Linked DNA regions of Homo sapiens: all the other regions are linked to region 2. The links are chromatin contacts, found by Hi-C in ENCODE. All regions are on one chromosome and are shown on one strand. The core of a region is the stretch at or near the end of the contact, and the rest is flanking DNA. Distances in the headings are between cores, read along the strand shown.

Region 1 (2,911 bases), core at 1-2,500, 6.7 Mb before region 2:
GGTAAAAGTAACACAGAACAGATCCTGCTTTTTTTTTGCAGAACCTAGTGTTTCTTTGCCCATCAGTTCCGCCAAAGACGCAAACTTCTTGTAAAAGCGGTAAAGGGGAAGATTTCTTATTCAGATGCGTACTAGCTGCAAGTTCTTGGCAAGCCAGTTACCATCCCCACACCTGTTTCGTCCTCTGTAAAAGAGGGATGATCACGGTATCCGTCTCAAAGGAATGTTGTAAGAATTCAATGAGCTAATGCATGTAGGGCAATTAACGTAGTGCAGAACACGCAGAAAGCAACAAATAATGGGGACTGCTTTTCTTATTAAGAGGATAATGATGATGACGATTTTTAGCAGTAGAGTATGAATTCCTGGAGGGCAGCGACAGTGCTTGGTTCCCCGTAGGTTTCAAATGAAACTGAAAAATATAGAAAAGGGGACAACGGCTTCCTCATTTCCCTGTCCCTAGACCTCTCCCCGTCAAATCAATCTCGAGATGGCTGCCATTTGCCTAAACTGGGGGTAGGGAGCTTGGATCGTAACCAGAATAGAATCAAAGGGTGGGAACCATCTAGCAGCTCCAGGGGCAATCGATTACTTTATTATCCTCAAGTTTATGCCCCAGAGTGGCAAAGGCGAAGTAAGCAGCGCTCCTAGGGCCTTGGTTGTGGAAACAGGGGCTCATAAATGGCCAATGCACACCCCGGGGAAGCCTCCCTCTCCAGCACCGTGGGAGGGAGAAGAAAAACGGCCCAAACAATTTGATCACCACGATGGGGTTCTCCGGCTCTGGCCCGAGTTTTATTCACCAGGGACGGCCCCCTGCCCTCTCCCCAGCGCCCCATGCCCACCTCCTCCAGCTCCTCCGATTTAAGACTCCAAACCGAGGGCCCTCCAGGCGGGGCCAGCATCGGAGCATCACCTCAGCGCCCGGTGCTGGCTGCCCCCGGGGTCCCGCCTCCCAACAGCCGGCGCCTTTCCAGGGGGCTCGAGGCCCGGGAGCCCAGCACAGAGCCCGCCCTCAGCTTCTCAGGGCGCCAATTTCGCCTCGCCAGACCACCTCTCAGCCCGGACCCGTCAAGGCTCAAGCCCCCTCCTCATGCACACACCTGATCCCCCACGGCCCCTTCAGCTCCTCTCCCCTCGCCACGGGCCTTGTCAGGAAGCGAATGGCTCAAATGGTACTGACAGAGCGCAGCTCGGTCCGCCGCCGCCTTCTCCTCCTCCTCCCCGCCATATTACGGATCTCAGGCTGCAACGCGGGCTCCTGGCAACCGCCGCCGCTGCCACCCCGACTCCACCTCTCAGGGCCGGCACTTCCGGTGGTTGATTCCCGGGCTGTTAAAACCGTTGGGCCACCAGAACACTACCATCCCCGAGGTGCATTGCGCGCCCGCGATGGAGGACGTAATGCTTACGGCCAGCACGCTGCACGCCGGGAAACGTAGTCTTCCTTGCAAGCTAGAGACTAGAATTTATTAATAAATTTACTTATTTAGTAGAATAGGAACACCCCTCAGGGTCTGAAGCCCCCTGAAGTGTTCCTTGAAGTTGCCATTTTTTTCTTATCTGTATAAAGATAACCCCTTTCTATGCAGCCGTTAGAAAACATGTAACATTCACCAAAATATTTTCTTGTAGGTAAAAACTTGCTGAACCCACCGGGCGTGATGGCTTACGCCTATAATTCCAACATTTTGGAAGCCGAGGCGGAAGGATCGCTTGAGCCCAGGAGTTCGAGATCAGCCTGGGCAACAAAGGGAGACGGCATCTCTACAAAAATTTTAAACGTTAGCCGGGTGGGGTGGCGCGAGCCTGTGATCCCAGCTACTCGGGAGGCTGAGGTCGGAAGATCGCTTGAGCCCAGGAGGTCGACGTTGCAGTGAGCCATGATTGCACCACTGCATTCCAACCTGGGCGATAGAGTGAGACTGTCTGAAAGAAAAAAAAAAAAAGGCTGAATCCTAGATGCCAACTGGAAGGCTTAAGACATCTATCCCCTTTTGCAAATCAGTGGGAAAATGCACTAAAGGAAAAAAAGGTAACAGAAAAATCCCTGAATATTTTTGCAAAGTTCTCTACATAAAAATGTTACCAGCCCTCCAAAATATGTCCAGGGGCCCCTTTTCACTCCCTAACTCGGCTTCATGGTCTATCTCTCTTACCCTCCTTCCAGTGCCTGTTTTTGCATATGTAAAATGGGGGTTTTAAAAGTGCCTATCACAAGGGTGGTTGTGAGGCACAGTTGAGGTAACTCCTGTACAGTGCCTGGTACAAAAGCCCTTAGCAGAAGTAAGATTAGGGGGAGGAGGAGTGAAAATGTCACAAATCACTGGGGAGGCCTTTATGTCAGTCCCCACCCTGCCATTAACTGCTTAATTCACCTATCCTCAGTTTCCGCATCTATGAAATAAGGGAATCCTTAAAACCCCTTCCAGTTTTATAATCCGATTGTGCCTTCTTTGCTAGGCTCTTCCAGTCCCCCAGAATCTGGAAAATAAAGTCGATTGAAATCAGTCTCCTGATAGTAACTGTTAGGCTGTATTGAGAATGAGATAAGCATATAAAGTGTTTGCTCGTCAAGTACCTGGGACATGGTAAGTGCTCTGTAAACGTTAGGTGTACTTGCTAACTTTTATTTCCTCCCACAAGAATGTGAATCCCATAAGAGCAAAAACCCTGTAGGTCCTGTTCAACTGTGTCCGGAGCACCTGGACCGGTATTTGGCACATCTTGAATTGAACTGAACTGAACTGAATTGAATTGAATTGAATTGATAGTCTAAGCATCCTGCCTCTCCAGGTTCCCTGGAATTCAGTTTCCTCAAGGGCAGATAAAGGAGTCACTAAAATCCCTTCCAGTCCTACAGCTTTAGGATGGTTCTTATCCCTCCTTTTCTCGCCTAGGAGTCTGAACG
Region 2 (2,818 bases), core at 198-2,697:
CACTATGATTCATGGGTGACTCTTGTCAAGGATTAGAGAACAGTAGTTATGGCCATATTAGCTACTCAAACAGTGCTTTGGATGTAGGCAGCTAGTTTAGAAAAGAATTTCCCAAATTTGTAAGATCATAAGAGCTCCCCTGCAGTGCTTGTTAAAAACAGATCATTTTCAGGCCAGGCACTGTGGCTCATGCCTGTAATCCTAGCACTCTAGGAGGCCCGGGTGGGTGGATTGCTTGAGCTCAGGAGTTCCAGATCAGCCTGGGCAACATAGTCAAACTCGTCTCTACTAAAAATACAAAGTATTAGCCAGGCATGGTGGCGCACGCCAATAGTGCCAGCCACTTAGGAGGCTGAGGTGGGAGAATCACCTGAGCCCAGGAGATCGAGACTGCAGAGATTGTGCCACTGCACTCCAGCCTAGGCAACCAGAGTGAGACCCTGTCTCAAAACAACAACAACAACAACAAAACACAGATCATTTTCATAGAGATTTGGATTCAATAGGTCCATTCTGGAATTTGTATTTTCAACACGTTTGACAAATGCTGGCTAAGTAGTTCACTACAATGGCTCTTGAGTTGAAGAGACACTAATTTGGTTACTCGCAGCTTTACTACCTCTCTAGATGTGTGTCACCTTGTGCAAGTTCGTTCATCTCTCTGAGCGTCAGTTTCCCCAAATGACGGATGCAGCTAATAACAGCACCACCTCCTAGGGCTGTAGTGGGGATTAAGTGAGCAGCGTGCAAAGTGCTTAGCGCCCTGCCTGGTGCATAGCAAGCAAAGATAATAACAGAAAGATGGTGGCAGCCACTGGGAAGTTCAGGCTGAGACAGTCTTCCAAGACGTCCACCTTTTCATCTTTTTTTTTTTTTTTTTTGTATTGGCAAGGTCTCTCGCCGTGTTGCCCAGGCTGGTCTCCAACACCTGGACTCAAGCGATCCTCCCTCCTTGGCCTCCCAAAGAGCTGGGGTTACAGGCGTAAGCCACCCCAGTGGCTCCTTCTGACTTTATGATAGAGTTGTCAGATAAAAAAAAATCAGGACGCTTCCATTCAAACCTGCAAAAAGAGAAAAATTTAAAAAAATTAGGACGCCCAGTTCAATTGGAATTTCAGATAATGAAAAAAAAATTTAACGTAAGTAGCTCCCAAATACTGCATAGGACATATTTATACCAAGTCAGTCATTCTTTAAAAAAAAAAATCTGAAATTCCAATTTAACCGGGAGTCCTGCATTTTTACTTGTTAAATCTAGTAACTCTGCCTTTAGGGAAGGACTGACCCCAAAGCCTTATCCCCGCCCACGCGTGCCCTAGACAGTCTCCACTCGCCAGGCGCGCAGGTCGATCCCAGAGGGGCCGCTGGCGCCTCCGCTCCGCCCAGGCAGCACTAGTGGCGCCCCGAGCCACCGGGCCCCTCCCCGTCCCGCCCCAGTCCCGCCCCGAGATCAAAGGGCGTCGCCCAAAGCGGGACAGGTCCAGCGGTTGTTCTGTGTGAAGTCGCGCGGCTTCCACCCACGCAGTGTTCTAAGTGAAGGCCAGAAACTCGCTCGCCATGTCGGCTGCAGAGGCGGGGGGTGTTTTCCACAGAGCCAGGGGCAGGACCCTGGCCGCGTTTCCCGCAGGTACTGCCCGCCCCTCACCCGGGGAGGGGACTCTGGGGCTGCGGAACCTTCCGCCGGGGGAACCTTTTGTTCAGGTGTGCGCTCCGCCAGTCGGACACCATCCGGGGCTGCACCGGGGCCTGGGAGCCGCCATAGCTGCATCAAAGCCTGCTCTTAGGGATTCCAGGGGCGCAGTTGAGAGGCGAGGCCGAGAGAGCGATCTGGTCTAGGAGCCTCCTTGGCCTTGACCTAACTTCCCCCAGAGAAGGGAAGTAAGAGGAGGGTAGCAAAGCATAGTTAATGACAGCTTGGACTCTGCAGCGAGACCTGGTTTCCAAGCTGTGCATTAGCATCTTGGCCTCAGCTTCCACATCTGTGAAACGGGAATACTTGTGGGTGTTACTGGATAAGCGTTCGGTGCATGTTAGAGGGTGTCGGTTTTATTAAGGTTGTTCACCGTTATGTATTCTGTACTCCATAATGACGTTTATTTAAGTCATTCACCGAAATGGTAACACTGCCCCATCAGAGCAGTAGAGAGGGAGGGCATTCGAGAGTCGTAGTGAAGTGCTTGGATTTTGGATTTAGATTATCTGCTTTGCCTTAAAAATGGGTTTGATAATACCTGCCTCATAGGGTTGTTGGAAGCGTAAACAGATCAAAAGTATTTTTGTAACCCGGTGTTGGACGCATGCTAGGTGCTAAGTAAAGAGGGAGGTTTGTTTCTGGTTTGTTGATTCCCCTCTGTGGCTTTTTGCTGCCTGCAGCCAGATCGCCTCCCAGGCTCTCACCAGCTTTATACCCCCAGGGAAGTCACCCTAAATGCCCTATATGATCAGGCTTGTGTCCACTTCCTTCAGGGTTGTCATTCTCTCTCTTGCCCAGTTCTGCAACAGGTTTTGTTGTTGCCCTTGTTTGAACTGCATTTAAAAGGGCCAAGGCCGTTCTTTCCCTGAGGGTCTTGGCGCTTGCTGTTTTCTGCTTCTTTAGCAGGGTTGGTGAGCCTGGCTCTCTCAACCGTCACACCTCATTTTAAAGTTCATTCACTTCCTCAGAGACTTTACCTGCTACCTTATCTAAAGTAGGTTTCTCCGGTAATTCTATGGTAAAACCTTATTTATTCATTTAAGGCGGAGTCTTGCTTTATTGCCCAGGCTGGAGTGCAGTGGCACGATCTTGGCTCACTGTAACCTCCGCCTCCCGGGTTCAAGC
Region 3 (2,756 bases), core at 242-2,741, 6.0 Mb before region 2:
ACCTTACTTTCATTGTAAATAAGCCTGTCTTCCTATCTGGATTTTTTGTGTGCATACATATTCTACTGATTAACTACTTTTGCAGTTTTAATCCTGTATTATTTCTTCTACTTTGTTTTGTGTAAAAGGGGAAAAAATAAAAAAAGCTGGAATCTTCATGTCTCACTTTCTTTATAACTTAGCCAATATAATATTTATGATTGGATTTATGAATCTGATTAATGAAGTACCCTGTGTGGTCCTTAGATGTCTATAAGGTACCCTACCTGTAATCCCACCACTTTGGGAGACCTGGGCAGGAGGTTCACTGGAGTCCATGAGTTTGAGGTTGCATTGAGCTGAGTGTACCCCTGCACTCTAGCCTGGGCAACAGAGCAGGACCCTGTCTAGGAAAAATTTTAAAAAAGAACAAAAATAAAAGGTTTAAGTTTTATTTAGCAAATATCCAGGTACCATGCTAGAGGGAAGAGGAAATGCAACGAATGAGCAGGGGCATTGACGTGTGAGAGAGGACGAAGCTGGAAGAACCGGCAGGGACAGAACTGGCTAAATGGTGCCTGTGTGGGCACCTCGTACCCCAGGGCCTTGCTAGCGTCTGGTACATGGGTGCTCAGTAAACAACTGTTGGGTGACTTTTGTCTGAACTTAACTTTTTAATTAAAAAAAAATTTTTAGCCGGGTGTGGTGGCTCACGCCTGTAATCCCAACACTTTGGGAGGCCGAGGTGGGCAGATCACTTGATGTCAGGGGTTTGAGACGAGCCTGGCCAACATGGTGAAACCCCGTCTCTACTAAAAATACAAAAATTAGCCGGGTGTGATGGCGGGCGCCTGTAATCCCAGGTACTCTGGAGGCTGGGGCAGGAGAACCGCTTGAACCCGGGAGGCGGAGGCTGCAGTGCGCCAAGATCGCGCCACTGGACTCCAGCCTGGGCGACAGAGCGAGACTCCTTATCAAAAGTAAACTAAAATAAAAATTAAGGCCCGCGCGGTGGCTCCCGCCTGTAATCCCAGCACTTTCGGAGGCCGAGGCGGGCGGATCGCAAGGTCAGGAGATCAAGAACATCTTCGCCAACTTGGGGAAACCTCGTCTCTACTAAAAATACAAAAATTAGCCGGGCGTGGTGGCGCATCTCTGTAGTTCCAGCTACTCAGGAGGCTGAGGCAGGAGAATCACTTGAACCCGGGAGGCGCAGGTTGCAGTGAGCCGAGATCACGCCACTGCACTCCAGTCTGGGCTACAAGAGCGAAACTGTCTCAAAAAAAAAAAAAAAATGTAGACGAACCTCCAACGAACGGCTCACCTTGCCTCTCCCAGGCCCCACCGGGGGAGGTCGATTCCATCGACTCTCAACTGCCAACCCCTGAGGAGGCTCCGCCTTTCCCTCACCCTCGTCCTTCTCCTAGGCGGTCCTTGTTTTTGCCGGGCCTTTGAAAGTCTCGCGATAGCTCTCCCGCTTCCCATAACTCCGTGCGCTCTCCCCTCCCGTCCTCTTTCCGCCATCTTTCCGCGCCGGTGAGTAGCACTCTCTGAGAGCTCCAATTTCATCCGTCTGCCATCGGCGCCATCCTGCAATCTAAGGTTCGGTCTCGGTGTCCTGCGAGGAGGCTGGTCCCCACCTTGGCCGAGGATCCTGGCCTTGCCGGTTCCTGGACAGGCATAGAGGAGAGCCATGGCTGGGCGCCCCAGACTGTGCACTCAGGGGATCCCGGTCCGTGGGGTGCAGGCCGCAGCGCGGGCGGGAGCCGGAGCCTTCGACTGCCCAGCTAGGCGGTAGCTCCGGTTCGGGCCGCAGCGTCTGGATCTCCCTTTAGTGCTGAGGCAGCGCCTTGGCCCCGGGCGGCGGGCAACATCGGGGCTGGTGGGCCGTGCAGCTTCTCACTGCTGCGGCCGCGCTGGGAGCTTGGGAGGCTGAGGCCACCCAGCAGGTAAAAGCTGCATCGTGCCGGGGTTGGCAGTTTGCTGGGTGCCAACTTGGATCTTCTGGGCCGCAGAGTTTTTCTTTAGACACTTTTGAACTTAAGGAATTTAAGTTCTACTCTTTACTATTGGCACTTTGGTCTTTCAAAACTTCAGTGTAGTGTGCGGTTCTTGCCCATTAGAAGAGAGTCCAGTCTGACAAGCATGTAAAATGTTTCTGTTTGCCACTGTGGCTCTTGCTGTTGGACGCAATTTTAAATGGCACGAAGATGGATGTTTAATAGTTAGATGTGTTCATTGTAGGTGAGAGTGAACTGATTTAAAGTACAATGTTAATAGTATGGAATCTGCTGATTTTCAGCAATTTGGAAAATGTTGCCGATGATACTCTGCTTCTGTTCTGAATCACTGATCGACTATACCCGATGTTTTCCTTCCGGTAGCTGGCAGTTTCTGCCAGTTCTCACGTTGTCTTGTGTCAAGTGGATTTTGTCCCACATTTTATTATCTCCAGACGTTGGTGTGTGGCACGATTCGAAGAAGAGTGGTTAGTGAATGAATGAGTTTCAAAATGTGCAGGCTGACGTCCCGATAACCTGTTTTCAACAACCGTAGTAAATAGGAATTTTCCTGGGTGGTGGGAAATGGAGAAGCAGCCTGCTTAGACTTGAGAAAACTTCGCCAAGGTGGGGCCAGAAAGGAAAGGATACTTCCGCAGTGTAATGGTTGGTGTCTGTTGATGTTGGCAATGCCAGTAAAACCTCCTGTTTTGTCTTCCTTGAACAGCCACAATGGTGCGCATGAATGTCCTGGCAGATGCTCTCAAGAGTATCAAC

What was found. Hi-C counts contacts between places; a loop is a spot of excess contacts on that map. Pooled maps may share reads with other maps.
Region 1: a loop to region 2 is called in a map of CD8-positive, alpha-beta T cell, with 23 times the contacts of the local background. The contact joins the promoter of CCP110 here to the promoter of CPPED1 in region 2. A Hi-C loop is called at or near these places in 1 of 168 maps with a recorded cell type or tissue (CD8-positive, alpha-beta T cell), 2 of 37 single-sample maps with no recorded cell type and 6 of 50 pooled maps.
Region 3: a map of naive thymus-derived CD4-positive, alpha-beta T cell shows a loop between it and region 2 (34-fold over the local background). The contact joins the promoter of RPS15A here to the promoter of CPPED1 in region 2. A Hi-C loop is called at or near these places in 1 of 168 maps with a recorded cell type or tissue (naive thymus-derived CD4-positive, alpha-beta T cell), 1 of 37 single-sample maps with no recorded cell type and 6 of 50 pooled maps.

What each region holds. Positions count from the first base shown.
Region 1 is chr16:19,522,281-19,525,191 of GRCh38, reverse strand. It overlaps CCP110 (centriolar coiled-coil protein 110), which reads right to left and starts at 1,250. Exons shown (of 14, transcript NM_001323572.2): 1 at 1,104-1,250. RefSeq lists an enhancer at 2,893-2,911.
Region 2 is chr16:12,802,516-12,805,333 of GRCh38, reverse strand. It overlaps CPPED1 (calcineurin like phosphoesterase domain containing 1), which reads left to right and starts at 1,447. Exons shown (of 4, transcript NM_018340.3): 1 at 1,447-1,627. The coding sequence starts at 1,558. RefSeq lists a silencer at 1,366-1,415 and an enhancer at 1,496-1,865.
Region 3 is chr16:18,789,069-18,791,824 of GRCh38, reverse strand. RPS15A (ribosomal protein S15a) reads left to right here and starts at 1,491. Exons shown (of 5, transcript NM_001019.5): 1 at 1,491-1,581; 2 at 2,707-2,756. The coding sequence starts at 2,712. It overlaps ARL6IP1 (ARL6 interacting reticulophagy regulator 1), which reads left to right. Exons shown (of 6, transcript NM_015161.3): 6 at 1-156. RefSeq lists enhancers at 1,254-1,883, 1,821-2,538.